Regions from separate parts of the Mus musculus genome. Here region 1 is linked to region 2. A link is a loop called in an ENCODE intact Hi-C map of the cell type or tissue named here. Cell type or tissue: left cerebral cortex. All regions are shown on one strand. Each heading gives the region's core, and the rest is flanking DNA. Links, peaks and the distances in the headings are about the cores only.

What was found. Hi-C counts contacts between places; a loop is a spot of excess contacts. Peaks named below come from ENCODE experiments on the same cell type or tissue, not always from the same donor. Only the 100,000 strongest peaks of a DNase experiment are listed, where the experiment ranks them.
Region 1: it touches region 2 in a loop (2.1-fold over the local background); 4 of 42 quality-filtered maps call a loop at or near these places.

Annotation. Positions count from the first base shown.
Region 1 is chr5:139,072,203-139,080,530 of GRCm38, forward strand. All of the region lies in intron 4 of Prkar1b (protein kinase, cAMP dependent regulatory, type I beta), which reads right to left. Among named protein-coding and RNA genes, the nearest start is that of Prkar1b, 53 kb to the right of the region's middle. In left cerebral cortex, for the core only: a CTCF peak has its summit at 3,138 (motif pointing right); DNase peaks (open chromatin) are centred at 3,136, 4,472 and 5,252.
Region 2 is chr5:139,122,718-139,131,045 of GRCm38, forward strand. Prkar1b (protein kinase, cAMP dependent regulatory, type I beta) reads right to left here and starts at 7,035. Exons shown (of 11, transcript NM_008923.3): 1 at 6,927-7,035; 2 at 4,870-5,068. The coding sequence starts at 5,046. In left cerebral cortex, for the core only: no CTCF peak of the experiment used is centred there; DNase peaks (open chromatin) are centred at 5,116, 6,211, 6,450, 7,360 and 1 more place; H3K4me3 peaks cover 2,951 bases; H3K27ac peaks cover 2,108 bases.

The DNA of each region.
Region 1 (8,328 bases), core at 69-8,068, 51 kb before region 2:
TCAATCATAGAGCCCCTGCCTAGAATCCCCCAGTGAGGGGCTGGGGGTGTGGCTCAGTGGTAGAGCCCCTGCCTAGAATCCCCCAGGGAGGGGCTGGGGGCGTGGCTCAGTGGTAGAGCCCCTGCCTAGAATCCCCCAGGGAGGGGCTGGGGGCATGACTCAGTGGTAGAGCCCCTGCCTAGAATCCCCCAGTGAGGTGCTGGGGGCGTGGCTCAGTGGGAGAGCCCCTGCCTAGAATCCCCCAGGGAGGGGCTGAGACATGCCAATCTACAAAATAGATTAGAAAAAAAAAGTTTGAACCTTGGTTGGGGCGGGGTCAGAGTGAAGGCATGATCTCACTCCCTGGCTCAAGCCAGTGAATAGAACCTAAGCAGCACTATACCTGTCTTGCAGAAAGTGGAATTCACAGAAACAGACAGGAAATGTGAGAGATGGAGACAGGCCATTTACAAGCGCTCCTACTATGTGCAGAAAATTCGTTCACATATTCTCACTAATGTTTCTGATGGTGAGGCTGAAGAGGGCGAGAGGGGGCAGCTAGAAGTCTCATTTCCTTGGCAACCACTCTGAAAGACCCAAACAAGAAGGACTCTCTACTATTCTGATCTGCACTTTCAGTGAATACTATGTAGACAGGAAGCACCCAGACTGCTGGACACCTTGGCGTCAGTCTGTCTTACACTGGCCATCCCAGCCCAAGTGGCCTTCAGCTGCTGGCCAGGGCGACAGATGTGGTGTCCCAGCTTGAATTTAGGTTCTCTCACTGTTTAGGTGGGAGCTCACTCTAGTTCCAAATATTTCTGTGGAGACAGCAATAAGTCAGCCCTGGCTGTTTGTGCACTGTGGTGTGGGGCAAGGCTGCCTGCTCCCGGAAGGCTGCCCATAAGCCCAGTTGGATCTCTTCACATTGTTCCGGGCCAGGTGGCCAGCTCTGGCACCCAGACTGTGAAGTTCCAAGATTCAGGGTGGAGATGCATTAATGGGGTTGTAAGAGACACGGGCCTGAGTGTCCACTGTGGATCTAGGCTTTAGGAGGTGGGGGGTTGGATATACTTCTTTGTCAATGTGGCTTCCACTCAGAATCACCAGTCTACATGCTAGCTATGAATGGTCACAATATCCACAAATGACCCAGCCCATCTGACCTTCTGAATTTGCACAGGCACATTGAGGAGGCTGAAGACGAACTTTAAACCAGTAACCTTTATCCTCAGGAGCAAGGGAGCTTGCTTCTGTCGTGGTGCTAATATAGTCATGATAACTTAAAACACTCATTTATGGTGTGGATTCAATGTTTGCCTAGAAAAGCTTGTCACAGAGGTGATTGGCTCATGAGGGCTCTGACTTCATTATGAGAGATTCCCATGATGCACTCAGAATATGATACCTGTCTTGGCTGCAACAACGACCTTCCAAAGAGATGCTTTGCCTAAGTTCAAACCCAGAATCAATCTTCCAATATTAAAAAATAAATAAAAAAAATCTGGGTTTGGTGGAGCATGCCCAGTGGTAGGGAGGCAGAAACAGCCAGATCTGTGAAACTCTCTGGCCAGCTCTTCTATACCTACTTGTGAGTTCCAGTCCACTGAGAGACCCTGTCTCAAAACTCAAGGTGGACAGCCTGAGGAACAACATCTGAAGTTGTCTTTTGGCCTCTGCGTGTGTGTGTGTGTGTGTGTGTGTGTGTGTGTGTACGCGCGCGCACTTGTGTGTGTGCATTTGTGTGTGTGCACTTGTGTGTGTGTACATTTGTGCACACACACACACACACTGGACTGCTAAGTGAAATCTGACAGAAATACAGACAAGCAGTGCCCTGTGGTGGTTGATAATACTGGAAAAACCAGCTAAGGCCTGCCAGGAGCTGAGGAGGACACAGGTGAGTAGGGCCGTGCTGCCTGCCAATCAGCTAATAGACATTTATGGAGTATATCTTCACACAGCAGAGGGGCAGGCAGCTCCCATGAAACAGTCAAGGCCACATCCCGGGCCATAAAACACACCTGAGTAAACTCGGGCAGCAAAGCATGCCGTGGGCACCGTTAGGTCACCGCCGAGGTAAAATGGAAATTAGAAGCCTGGGAAAAACCCAGCATTCTGGAAGTGCTGGCACTTCTAAACAGCACAGGGTCAGGGAGGAGGCACCAAAACTGGGCCTGGTGATGCTCATCTGTAAGTCTGAAGTAGGAAGATTGTGGTGAGAGCAAAGCTAGTCCTGGGTATATCGTGATTTTTGGGACATCCTGGGCTACAAAATGAGACCGCATCTCAATAAGTCAAAAACTAGGAGGAAGAGAAGGGGGGAGGAAGAGAATCTAGGTGACATGAAAATAACTAGAAACCAAACGAAAAAATAAAAGGCAACGTTTGGGGAACAGGGGATAAGATAGAACTTCTCCAGGTAGTCCTGGCTGTCCTGGAACTTACTCTGTGACCAGGACGGCCTTGAACTCATAGATTTAGAGGCATTATGCTACCACCTCCCAGCTAAAGTAAGACTTTGTCAAGCGTGTGAGGCACAAGAGAATCTGCACATGGAAGGACATCTACAGTGTGTAATAGGAAAGACCTGGAGTCGGTAGCCTTGGGGAGCGACGGCAAGAACAAAACAAATCCAAAGCAACCAAGAAAGAAAGGGTTTGGTTATAAAGCGGCTCAAGAGACAGAGGCAGATGGACTGTAAGTTCAGGCCAGCCTGAGGCACAGAGTGAGTTTATGGTCTCCCTGGGCAACTTAGAGAGTCTATCTCAAAATTCAAAATAAAAAGAGAGCTGAGGAGATAGTGCAACAGTAGCATGCTTACCCAGGTCCCCCAGTGAGGGGCTGGGGGTGTGGCTCAATGGTAGAGCCCCTGCCTAGAATCCCCCAGTGAAGGGCTGGGGGTGTGGCTCAGTGGTAGAGCCCCTGCCTAGAATCCCCCAGTGAGGGGCTGGGGTGTGGCTCAGTTGTAGAGCCCCTGACTAGAATCCCCCAGTGAGGGGCTGGGGGCGTGGCTCAGTAGTAGAGCCCCTGCCTAGAATCCCCCAGTGAGGGGCTGGGGTGTGGCTCAGAGGTAGAGCCCTTGACTCAAGTCAGCCCTGCAGGCTCCAGTGTAGGAAAGGGAAAAGCAGGTGGAAATTCAAGTTCAACCACCAGAGGGAGCCCTACCCAACCCGTACCCAACCCTGGAGATCTGTTCAGGGAGCCTGATGTGTGCCAGGCACTGTGTTGGATGAATGTCCTGAACATTCATATTTCCCACCATGTAAACTCACTAGCAAAACAATGGTAGAAACCAAAGAGGGCGTGCCTTTCCAGTCATCATTCACTCACTCATTCATTCATTCATTCATTCATCAAAAACACCACGGGCCCCATCACTGGTCCCATATTTTATGAATGGTAGTTTGAGCCACATGGCATCTTGACTCAGAAAGCCCCAGAAGCAGTATCTGGACTCTATCTAACATTTGGTCCACCAGAGATGGTGGCAGTGTCAAAGGTACCGAGTCCAGCATCCCACACACTGGAGCCCTACTGGGGCTGGAAATCTCATTGCTCCCTCTCACCACAGACCATGTACAGAGCCAAGCGGGGGGGGGGGGGGGCCGGGGGAGGTCCCACGTGGTCAGCAAGGTGGGAGGCCACCAGCAAGCCAGCCTCTAGGGACCGATAGAGGTCACCTCCTAAGAATCTTTCTTCCAGGACATCAGTCTTGGAGGAAAGAAAGGAACCAGCTGGCTGAGTTCTGATGAGGCTGCCTGGAGATGTGGGGGGTGGGGGTGGGGCTTGGCAGCCATTCCGGGCCAAAAGAGAGAAAGTAAACCCTGGGGCTGCCGGTGCCAGCCAAGTGCACCGGACACCACAGCGCCTCAGGCTAAAGTCGGGTTCAAGTGCCTCTGGCTTCTCTATCAGCTGGCTAACGACTGGGACAAAGCTGATTCTGGCTCTGTACCAGATCTTTAGCTATAAAACAGGACAGTCCTCCTGAAGGGGCACACTTGTCCTGGCCACCTCTCACTAAGACTCATTCCCCCCTCCCTCCCCCTTCCCAAGGACCAGACAGATCCAAACTCCATCACCATCATCCAAACTCCCCAGTGGCTGATCTGAGCTCCCGTGAGCAGGGCGCTGGAAGCTTGCTTGCCTTCTGCAGCCCGTGACAGGTGTACCCGTTACCAATTCAAGAGAAATGATGGCCTGCAAGCCCCAGGCCCTGTGGTCACCACAATTATAGTTGCTGCAGCAAAGTGTCACCCTGTGGTCACAGCAGGCAGGGGCATCTACATCTAATGAGATGCCAGAGATCTCATGGTGTTCCTAACCCAGCTGCCCTCTCTGGCTGTCACCAGTAACCAGGGTAGAGGACAGCCTCCAAGTACATTATAGACTTCAAACCTGTCACAGGGCCTCAGCAGCCGGACCATAATGGCTGCCAGACCCAGCTCCAGTGCGGTGGCTGGGAAGGTACAGCTGCAGCTGTGGTAACAGCTAGCTGGCACGAAGCACTGGACACGTGCTTTGTTCCTGTGGCTGCAAAACTACTCAGTGGCTCCCAGGCTGTTTCAAAGTGCCAGCCTGGGCTTGAAAGAGTCAACAGATGATCCACCTGCCGACCAGGTCATCTGAGACCCGTGTGGCCAGGGCGAGAGCTTGCTGTTCTCTGCATCCCTTGGCAGGTGCTACTGAAAGCGAGGAGACCAGATAGGGAGAAGGTGATCCGGGCTCCCAATAGGTGAGTAGCGCAAAAGACCAACCAGCTGGGAGACTCCAGACAGCAGAAAAGACCATGGTCTATGGAAGAGAGTCCAGTCAGCGGTGGGGAGACTCAGACTACACAACAGATCCCCGTCTGTAGTAGAGGCCACAGTTGGCATAGGAGGCCCATTCTGTGAGGGTGACCCCTGTCAGTAGAGACAACTCCATTAAGGAAATCTGGTTGTGAGAAGCGACCTGTCTATAGTACACAGAAAGCAAAGGGTCTTGGTGGGTGGCAGATGAAGATTTGGCCCACTGAGGTCATCAACAGGGCACCAAGTTAAGTATGCAACTGAGGCCTGTGGACAGCTAAAGGGCTTGTACCCACAGCCATGAGGTTCTGAGGCTCCAGGTGTCAGAGAACCGGAGCAAACTCAGACCCACCTGGTTGTTGTCAGTCTGGCCCCTTGCCTGGGTGAGCACATGCCGACTGTAAAGGCTGATGGTGTGAGGCTGGGACTGGAGAAACCCGGAGGCCTCCCACCCATCCCCTGGCCTGATGCCAAGGCTTTGTGTGGAAGAACCAGGGCCCAGCCCCCAAGTGCGACCGCATGGAGCTCTTTGGGACAGAGGCTCCCTCACCCCAGATCGATGAACAGAGACAACTCATAAACTCACTGGCACATAGGCCCAGGGCGACATCTACACTGCCTGGAAGGAGGTGACTCAACATGACAACTGTCCAAAGGAGGTAGAAACAAGTCACTGACCCAGTTTTATCTCCTGGTTACACACAGTGGACAGTGACTGATTCCCAGTTGCTTGCTGGGAACACCTGTGGGTCCAGATGGACCAGGATTGCAAACTACACATAGTTCATCTTTGGCCTAGGGCTCCCTTTACAAGTAAAAGGCTACACCCCAAACCAGGTGGCCACTGGTCCAAAACCACTCCGGCCAGCCCAGTGCCAGGACCTGTGTGGACTTGGACAGAAGCCAGCCCATGGCCCTAAAAAATCAGGGTCCCTCTTGGCCTTACATATAAACCCCGCTGAGGAGAGAGGAAAAGACAGCAACAGGAAAGCTAGAGATCATAGCAGTGAGTGTTGCCGCAGCCACAACACCACCGCAGCCCCACAGCAGGGAACACAGCAGGGACCACCCAGGTTGCCCTCCTGGCTCTCCCAGAGTCTTACACAGCCTTGGGAAGAGTGTGCTTGTGCTTCAGTGCCATGGTGGGGAGCCACGGTGGAGATGGGCTGTAAAGCTGAAGGCAAGAGAGAGCGCAGGATAGCATCTTGGGAGTGGCCCTCATGTGCACATGGCATGTTGAGGGAGCAGGTGCTGGCTGGGTCTGTTTATACATCTACACCATGTGTATCGGCTGCCTAATTAAAACTCATTGCTTTAAACATCCTTGCGTTCTGGCAGACACCCGCCAGCAGCACCTTCCTGCAGACAGACAACTCCTGTTAACTGTGGAGACCACCCACCCAGCTGCACAACAGCACAGAGGCTGGCTTCCAGACAAATCCACTGGCTGTCTTCTTCCCTCCCAGAAGTTCCCCCTGTGCCCAGTGCTCCTTCCTGATAGGCCAGCTCTCCCAGGAAGCACCTGCCCATGCTCCATGGCTCAGGTCCTCTGTGGCAACCTGTGTCACCAGGTCAGGAGCTCCCACCCTCCAGTTGTGTCTGGAAGCTGATTTTCTGGAGCATTTTTTTAATGTTTGTGTGTGTTCACATGTGTTCATGTTCATGTGTGTGCAGGTGCATGCATGCAGGGATATGCATGAGTATGGAAACCAAAAGACCATCTTGACTTCTAAGCATCCTTAGAAGCTTTCCAACTTGTACTTTGAGACAGTCTGTGACTGACCAGGAATTCTCCATTAGGCTAGTCTGGCTGGCCTCAGAGTTTCTGACATCAGAGTCTCTGACATCGGCCTCCCCAGCTTTGAAATTACAAACATGTTGTACCATGCTCGGCTTTTCATGTGGGTTCTGGGAATTGAACTCAGGTCCTCAGGCTTGCGAGGCAAGCACTTTACCAGATGAGTCATCTCCCCGGGCCTGAGGAGAAATTCTTATCTGTGGTAAGAAACAGGGGATTCCCAGGCTTGCAGAACACTTTGGGAAACGCCACTTCGCTTTCTATATGGCTCCAGATCTCAGGTGACAGTAGTGAAACTTCCACCTGAAATGAAGGGATCCATTTTGAAACAAAGGCCACTTTCCCATGTGCCCTTGCTCCTTCCTGCACAGGAAGCTAAGCCCTTTTCCTGACCTCCTCGGGCCCTCTGGCATTGCACACGTCTCCTCCGAACCAACTGTGAAACAATAGAATTCTGTGGGACCTACTACTTGTTGCACAGGGCTCTGTGACAGAAACCAGTAGCAGGCAGATCCCAAAAAGATGCTCAACACTACCCCTTGTTAGCCAACCGTGGAGATGCATGGAACACCAAGGCCAGCCCAGAAGCAGATGCCTGGCCTCAGCTCTGATGCATACCAGCAGGGCATCTGAGCAAACCTCAGTTTTCTGATCTGTTAGATGGGACAAGGAGATAGCTCAGTCAATGGTAACCGAAGCAAACACAAACGACCTTCACTGTAACCTCTAGCACCCACCTATCATCTGGGTGTGGTAGTATGCATCGACTCACTGGCCACACTGGCCACACTACTGGGTGAGCTCTCCCTGCAGTAAGAAACTCTGACTCAAAAACTAAGGTGGTGGGTGACAGGGAAAGATCCCCTGTAACGGTTTAAATGATAAATGTCCCCCATAAGTGCATGTATTTGAATGCTTGGCTCCCAGTGGGTGGTGCCATTTCTACTGGTTCTGCCTTGCAGGAAGAAGTACATCCTGGGGCCAGGCTTGGAGAGTCCACAGCCAGTCTACTTCTAGTTCACTCTCTCTGCTCTGTGCTTTCAGTCAAGGATGTGAGCTCTCAGCTTCCTGTTCCTGACACCATAGTTGCCGCTTGATGCTATCGTGAGCTCTTATCCCTCTGGAACCATAATCCCAAATAAACTCTTCCTTCTTAAAGTTGCCTGAGCCATGCATGATGTTTTGTCACAGCCACAGGAAAGTAACTAAGACACACACGCTGTTGACCTCCGGCCTCTAATATGCACTCAAGCACAGGGAGACACATAAACACACACACTATGCATACACTTAAGATAGCAGAGAAGAGCCGGGCGTGGTGCCTCACGCCTTTAATCCCAGCACTCGGGAGGCAGAGGTAGGGGGATTTCTGAGTTCGAGGCCAGCCTGGTCTACAAAGTGAGTTCCAGGAACAGCCAGGGCTGTACAGAGAAACCCTGTCTTGAAAAAAAAAAAAAAAAAAAAGCAGAGAAGAGGCTGTGTAGCATGCCGTAGTGAATATCACTGTGCTGGTGAGTGTTGAGTCACTGGCAACTTGCCGTAATCTATAATCACCTGAGAAGAGCAGCAAGAGGATCAGCTGAATTAGATTGGCCTGTGGGCACATCTGTAGGGAACTGTCTTAACCCAGTCCACCATGGGTGGCACTATCCCCAACGCAGGAGGAGCTGACCTGCGGAAGAGTGAAGAAATTGAGCTGAGCGCAAGCAGGTAGGCAGGCAGGCAGGCATGCGCCTCTCACTGCTCTTGACGGTGGGTGTG
Region 2 (8,328 bases), core at 239-8,238:
AAATTAGTTCCCAGCACCCGTATCAAGGGGCTCACAACTGCCTGTAACTTCAGCTCCAGGGGATTCAACACTGTCCTCTGTGTGCAAACCTGGCAACCCAGTGCTGCCATGAACCTACATGTGTTGGTAGTTTTTAATTTCTCAAAGAATCATCTGGAAAGTCTCAAAAGTCTCAGTGAGGGATTGTCCAGATCAGGTTGACCTGTGGGTGTGTCTCTGGGGAACTGTCTTGATTTCCCTAATTTGGGCTGGAGGGGTGGGTTGGAGGGGATGGGCAGGGAGGACGGGCACGCCCACTGTGGGTGGGGCCGTAGTCTGGGATTAGAGCAGTGGTTCTCAGTCTTTCTAATGTCATGACCCTTTAATACACCTCCTCATGTTGTTGTGACCCCCCCAACCATCAAATTATTTTTGTTGCTACTTCATAACTGTAATTTTGCTACTGTTATGAATCATAATGTAAATATCTGTGTTTTCTGATGATCTTAGGTGAGCACTGTGAAAGACTCATTCAACCTCCCCAACAAGATGTCTTAACCCACGGGTTGAGAACCACTGGCTAAGATCAACAGAGAAGCCAGGTGACTTGGTGGTATAAACCGTTAATCCCAATACTCAAGAAGCAGAGAAATAATATATCTGCAAGTTCAGCCTGGTCTACATAGTGGGGTTCCAGGCCAGCTAGAACTACATAGTGAGAACTGTATCCCCACCGAAAACAAAAACAAAAACCAGACAGGAAGAGTAGAGAAAGCTGGCTGAGCACTAAACCTTCATGCAGTCACGTTTCTCTCTATCTTAGACGTAGCTGCCCTCCCCCCTGCACAGGCACACATCCATATATACTCACACACTCACACACTCACACACTCACACACACACACACACACACACACACACACACACACACACACGCACACGCACACGCACACGCACACACACACGGAATGCTGACCCATTACGCACTGAGCAATCATTGGAAAGGATGTCCCCGCAGAACAAATGACAAGTAGAGAAACATGTAAAATATAAAACTGCCACTGTCGCATGGCCACACCCAGCTAAAGATTGTTTAAACAGCACACCCAGCAGGGAAGGGGTGTGGAGGGAGGGTGGCTCAGCTGGCAAGAGGGTTAGCTTCGCAAGCACTGGGTCCTGAGTTTGAATCCCTACCTATGTAAAAAGCTGGGCACTGCTGGGCATTGTGGCACACACCTTTAAGCCCAGAACTCAGGAATCAGAGGCAGGCAGATCCCTGAGTTCGAAGCTAGCCTGGTCTACAGAGGGAGTTCCAGGACAGCCAGGGCTACTCAGAGAAACCCAGTCTCAAAAACAAACAAACAAACAAACAAACGAGATTTTCTTTTATAGGGATGGATGCTTTGATTTGTTTTTGTTTTGCTTTGAGTTCTATTTTCGTGACAGGGTCTCCCTATATAGCCCAGGCTAACCTTAAGGTTTTGATCCTCCTGCTCAGCCTCCTGAGTGCAGGGATGACAGGCATGTACCACCAAGCCAGGCTTATGAATTCCTTTTCAATATTTTGGGGGTGCTGAGAGGATGGCTCAGTTAGTAAGGTGCTTACAGCTGGAGCTTGAGGGCCTGAGTGTAGGTCTTGGGCACATTTGTAATCCCAGCACTAAGGAGGAAAAGCAATCGACTCCCTGGAACTCAAGAGCCAGCCAGCCTAGCTGAATGGGTGAGCTCTAGGTTCAATAAGGAACCCTATCATGAAGCAATAAAGTGGAAAGGGATTAGGGAAGACACCCAACACTGACCCCTGACCCCCGACCCCCACACACGGGTGCACACGTCATCGGTACCTGTGTGCATAGGTACACGTGAACATATGATATAAATTAATTAGATGACAATTAAAAAAATATATTTTAAGCCAGGCAGTGCTGGTGCACGCCTTTAATCCCAGCACTTGGAAGGCAGAGGCAGGTGGTTCTCTGTGCCAGCCTGGTCTACAGAGTGTGTTCCAGGACAGTAGGGCTACACAGAGAAACCCTGTCTCAAAAAAAAAATATGGATGGATGGATGGATGGATAGAGAGATGATAGATAGATAGATAGATAGATAGATAGATAGATAGATAGATAGATAGATAGATAGGAAGGAAGAAAGGTAGGTAGGTAGGCAGGCAGGCAGACAGACAGATAGATAGATAGATAGGAAGGAAGAAAGGTAGGTAGGTAGGCAGGCAGGCAGACAGACAGATAGATAGATAGATAGGAAGGAAGAAAGGTAGGTAGGTAGGCAGGCAGGCAGACAGACAGATAGACAGAGATTTTAAAAAGTGTTTTTGGAAGTTGGCTAAGTGGTTAAGAGCAGTTACAGCTTTACAGAGGACCCTAGCTCTGTTCCTAGCACATATGCCTAAAACTCCAATTCCTGGGGATTTGACACCCTTTTCTGGCCTACAAAGCCACCGTTGGTTATGTGGCATACAAATGCACACACACACACACATACATACTTAACAATAGCAATAACAATAAACTTTAAAATATTTCGATAAGTGCTATTTACTATGTTTTTTTTTCCCAGAGTTGGAGGTAAAGCCAAGGATTTTCACAGCTGTATGCCAGTTAAGCACTGGACCCTTCCACTGAGTACCACCCCTCCACTTGAGATGGAAAGAGTGTCTTAAAGAGAAAAACGAGGCTCGGTCTTTTGAGTCAGGCATGGCAGTGATGTCTGTATTCCCAGCACTCAGGGGCTAAGGCAGGAAGATCATAAGCCTGAGACCAGCCTAGGCTACATAGCAAAACCTTGTTTCCAAGAATACACAGTATGAACTAGAGATGGTTCAGCAGTTGAGAGCACTTATTCTTGCTTAGGACCTGTGCTTGATTCCCAGCACCCACATCTCACCACTGTCCATAACTCCAGTTCATCCAGGGGATCCAATGCCCTCTTCTAACATGGTACACAGGCATGCATGCAAGCAAAATACTCATAAGTAGAATAAATAGATATCAACAAAATATTTATGTTAAATAAATTTATATTATGAACATAAAATAGAATAATTCTTAAAAATTAAAAACATAGTAATAAATAGTAGTAGTAGCAGTTGCTTTGAGTTGGAGCTATGATTACAGGAGGCCACCATGAAAAGTGCCTAGCAGCAGATGGTTCACAAATGCTCAAAGGCAAGTCACAGCCTGATGAGACTCCCCATCTGGTCTCCAACTGGGACAAGGGAATGACCTCAGGTGACACTCAGCAATACTCTGGGTGGGGACCTATGGTAAGGATGAAGCTGGTACCTAGGAGGAAGCCATGTGCTCTTGATAGGAATCCTGCTAGCCACCCATCCCAAGCAGAGGAGGAGCCCAGGAGAGGGGCTGGGGAACTGTGAGCGACGTCATTCACCGAGGAGCCAGTCAGGGGCACCTGTGTCCTCAGAACAGTGGGGCTAGAGCGGTAAGGTGGAGTGTACTGATAATCCTTACACTCTGAACGCTGATGCAGAAGGATTGTAAGTTTGAGGGGAGCCTGAGTTGCGTAGCATGACAGTACCACAAAGAAAGAGAGGGTGTGAGAGAGAGAGAGCACATGTGAAAGTGCTTCTTCCCATCAAATATGTCTGGGGCAAATTCCTCCATCCACACTGCAAGTCCAGCATGCAGATCAACATGGACCTGGACTACACACACCTCCATCACTTGCATGATCAGATGCTTGCCTTTAATTTGTTTTTATGTACGTGTGTGTCTGTGTGAATGTGTGTGTGTGTGTGAATGTGTGTGCACAGGGAATATATGTGTGCCTGTGGAAACCAAAAGAAGGCCCCGGATCCCGTGAGAATGGAGTTACATATGATTATAATCCACCAGGTGGGTGTTGGGAATCAAATCCGGGTGCTGTGGAAAAGCAACCAGTGCATGCTCTTAACTGCTGAGCCAGCTCTTCACTCCTCTCACTGGGATCTGGGGGCTTGACAATCTGGCTCTGATGGCTGGCCACTAGACTTTAGGATGGTTTCTATCACTAGACCTCAGCCAGACAAAGTGGTCCAGCACTGAAGAAAATGAAGCAGGAGGATAGTGGCAGGTATCAGACGAAGCTGGACTACAACGTGAGATCTTCTTAAGACATACACACATAACCAGACTTCATCCCCATCTGGTCCATATGAAAACTGCCAGCGAGTCCTGTGGCCACTAACCAGGTTCAGATAAATAATCCCTGAACCAGTCTGTGAGAGTTCTGAAGACTGTAAACCTCAAAGAAATAGAAAGCGAGAGTGTGGGACCCAGAGATGAAGCCAAGGCCAAATAAAGAAAAGTCAGTGTCAAGTCAATCGAATTACTGGGAATGTAGCCCAGGGCCTTATTCATGGGAGGTGGTGGTGGGGGTCCAGCCTCTCTCACTAGGGGATTGGAGGCAAGGGCTCTACCACTGAGCCACGCCCTCAGCCCCTCACTGGGGGATTCTAGGCAGGGGCTCTACCACTGAGCCACACCCCCAGCCCCTCACTGGGGGATTCTAGGCAGGGGCTCTTCCACTGAGCCACGCCCCCAGCCCCTCCCTGGGGGATTCTAGGCAGGGGCTCTACCACTGAGCCACGCCCCCAGCCCCTCCCTGGGGGATTCTAGGCAGGGGCTCTACCACTGAGCCAGGCCCCCAGCCCCTCACTGGGGGATTCTAGGCAGGGGCTCTACCACTGAGCCACACCCTCTAGCCCCTTGCCTGGGGAATCTAGGAAGGGGCTCTACCATGGAGCTTCAGCCCCAGCCTTGCTTCCCATGATCCTGACAGATCTGGGATATAGGAGCATCACTATCTTGGAATTCCAAGGAGGGACTTGAAGCAGCTTTGCCCAGGCCACCTACAAAGGATACTAGGGGCACTGACCTTCTCCAACTTCTCAAAGTGCTCCCGGAGGAATCGCAGTGGCCGGTCCGGCTTGGCGACACAGAGGTGCACAATGCATTCTTTGAGCACCTGCTGGATGCCATGTTTCTGCACGTACATCTCGCATCCTTTCAGAGAGTCCTCATCCTCCGAGTGGAAGCATGATGGGGAGGCCATGGTCAGAATGTCTTCTATGCTCCTGTTACAGATGACACAATCAGCTTTAGGAGGTGTTGGGGAAGCCAAACTGTTCTACCATAAACTATATAAAGTACACGTGGGCTGGGCCTGGTGGTACAGGCCTGTCATGCCAGCTACTCAGAAGATGAACACAGGAGGACTGTGAGTTCAAGGTCTGCCTGAACAGGACCAGCCTATACAACTTAGTGAGAACCTGTCTCAAAGTAAAAAGTAAAAGCCTGGAATGGGTTTAGAGAATATGACTTAGTTGGTAAAATACTAGCCTAGTATGCAGATTTCATGCCCAACACCAATGAACTCTGCAGTGATGCATAACTATAACCCCAGCACTCCTCAGCACGGAAAGACATAAAGATAAGGAGTTTAAAGCCAGCCTTTGCTACATAACAAGTTGGAGGCTGGCCTGGTCTATGTAAACTTTGCCTTTAAAAAGAGGGAGGGCAGGGGAGATACTGACAGGATGGTTCAGTAGATAAAACATCTAAGGCCCGAGCATGAGGACAGAAGGTCAGATCCACAGCACCCACAGAAATGCCAGGTGGGCATGGTGGCCTACAGTCCCAGGGTGAGGGAAGTGAAGCCAGGGTCCTTGGGGCAAGCTAGCTAGCTAGACTATCTGAATCGGTGAGCTATGAGTTCAGGGAGAAACTGTGCCTCACTGTATAAGGTGGAAAGTGGTCAAGGAATGCACCCAAGACCAACCACTGGCCTTCTACACACACACACACACACACACACACACACACACACACACAGAGAGAGAGAGAGAGAGAGAGAGAGAGAGAGAGAGAGAGAGAGACGCATGCACACAAAACATTTAATTAAAAAAATAACATAGGGCTGTACATCAGTGGAAGAGGGCCTCCCAGCATGTAAGGTTTATTGTTAATGATTAACTCCAGTGTGTATAACGCCAGAAGTCACGTTTGTCAAAGGGTTTTCTCTGATGAGTTAGTTCATCACTCAAAGGCTCAAACGCCTTCCTTACTTCGGAACAGGTTCCTTCAGGGATGAAAGAGATCAAGTATGATTTGCATACGGTTCTCTCTCCATTTCTGAGAAATTTCAGGTGGAATAAGTTGGGTGTTTGGCGCCCCCACTATGCAAACCATGATGCTTCATTTTTTTTTTCATCCACACTCTCCCCCCTTTTAAGGTTGATGTTGTCACGATCTAAGGCCCCAGCGCGGGTGGGTGGGGCGCGAGGGGGGTGCTGTCAAAGGATTGGGGTGGCTTGTTTCATGAGAAAGGCAAAGAGGGTAAAGAAAACAATGGAAGTGAGCTGAGGGGTGGGGGTGGGGGGCTTGGAAGACAGTAACAGAGGCCCGAAGGCTCTAGAAGGCTCTAGTGAGTGTCCTGCGCAGTGTTGAGTCACAACGTCCAGGTCATCGCCCCGCCCCACACTGATTGGAATCATCCAGCCTAGAGGCCTTGGGGTTGAGGGGACCCCATGGCGGATGAGGACGAGGAGGTACACCTAGCCTCAGAAGGATGGGGAATCACACACACACACACACATACCGTGACTCGGTCCCCAAACCCTGGGCCCACCAGAGGAGAGTTGGGGACGCCCCCAGATGGTGGTGAGTGCAAGGCGCCTCCAGACCCTGGTGGGTACAGGGGACCAACCCAACCCTGTCCTGAGAGCTTTTACAAAGGCCTGGTACCACCTTGGACGCCAACAGTTCTCCCCCCACCCCACCCCCGCCTCCACCCGCGTAGCCCCGCGGGGCTGATTGCGCCCCTCCCCAAATCCCTCGTGTCCCCGTGAGTCCCCCACCCCACCCCAGTTCCCGCTGACACCCAGCTCCAGATAGGGCCGGGTCCCTACACAGACCCCACCCCAGCCTGCGTACCTGTAGATGCGCGGTGCCCGAGGCCGGAGGAGGCTGCGCGAGGACGCGGGGACGCGGGGACGGCGAGCGGGTCCCCGCACTGCAGCGGCGCCGCCCTCCGCCCGCCCCCGCTGCGCGTCGCCGCCGGCCGCCAGGCCCCGCGCACCGCGCCCGCGCGGGTCGCCCACCGACCGCTGTCCTCCCCAGGGACCGCCCCACAGCTGTCTCTGAATGCCAGGGACACACCAGAGCTCTGTCGCGCAGGCCCCGCGTCCCCGCACACACACAGGTCCTGCCACCCGGACCTCCTACCACCCCATTCCTCTCTTCCTAAGCTAGCCCGACCTGGCTGGCGCCGCTCCTTCCGGGCCTAGATGCTCTCTCTGCTCAGGGCACAGTGGCACCGTGCTCTGTCTGAGCTGTCATTCTGAGTCTCATTCAGTGCCTGCCCACTCTAAAGCCGAGGCCTGTAGCAAAAATTAGCCACCACGCACGCATCCTGTCCTGCGCCATCTGCTCCTGTGGAAACAGAGTCCATCTTCTCCCAGTGATCTGAGCTGCAGGAGGAAGGATGAGACTCAAAGGTGCTGGAGAAGACATCTCCAATCTTCTGGCCTGTCTATATTCTCCAGTCCACCACGTATTCCCCCCACTCACCTGTCCTGACTCACCTGTGCTCACACCCTGTTCCCCAATCTGTTCTTCCATTCACCAGCTCCCCACTCGTCTATCTACACTGACCAGCTCCCTGAATTTGTTCCTCCACTCACCTGCCCACATTCCCTATCGTTCAGGGGTACCCCATTGCCCAGCTGCCTGATACCTCTTGCCACATTCACCAGCCCTCCTCCTCCTGACACACATGTCTCCACATGGCCACCAACCTGGCCTGTGCTCTCAGCAGGCAGGGCTGGCGGTGGCCCACACCTCTTCCTGCCAATGTGAAGGAAAACTGCTGTAAAAGGACTTGCTGCTTTGGAACAGGGCTCAGTTGATATCGTGCTTGCCTAGCATGCAGGAGCTCAGGGTCCCATCACCAGCAATGCACCAACATGGCAGCACACACCAGTGATCCCAGCACGTGGGGTGTAGCAACAGGAGCAGCGCATTGTCTGTATTGTATGTTTGCCTACAATAGCAAGTTTGAGGCCAGCCTAGGCTACATGAGGTTCTGTCTCGAATAAAATCAAATCTAGAATGAAATTAATAATAAAACAAAACAAGTATATGATAAAATAAACAAAAATAATAAAATAAAATAAAAAAAAGACACTGCTCAGCCGGGCATGGTGGTGCATGCCTTTAATCCCAGCACTTGGGAGGCAGAGGCAGGCATATTTCTGAGTTCAAGGTCAGCCTGGTCTACAGAGTGAGTTCCAGGACAGCCAGGGCTATACAGAGAAACCCTGTTTCAAAAAACCAA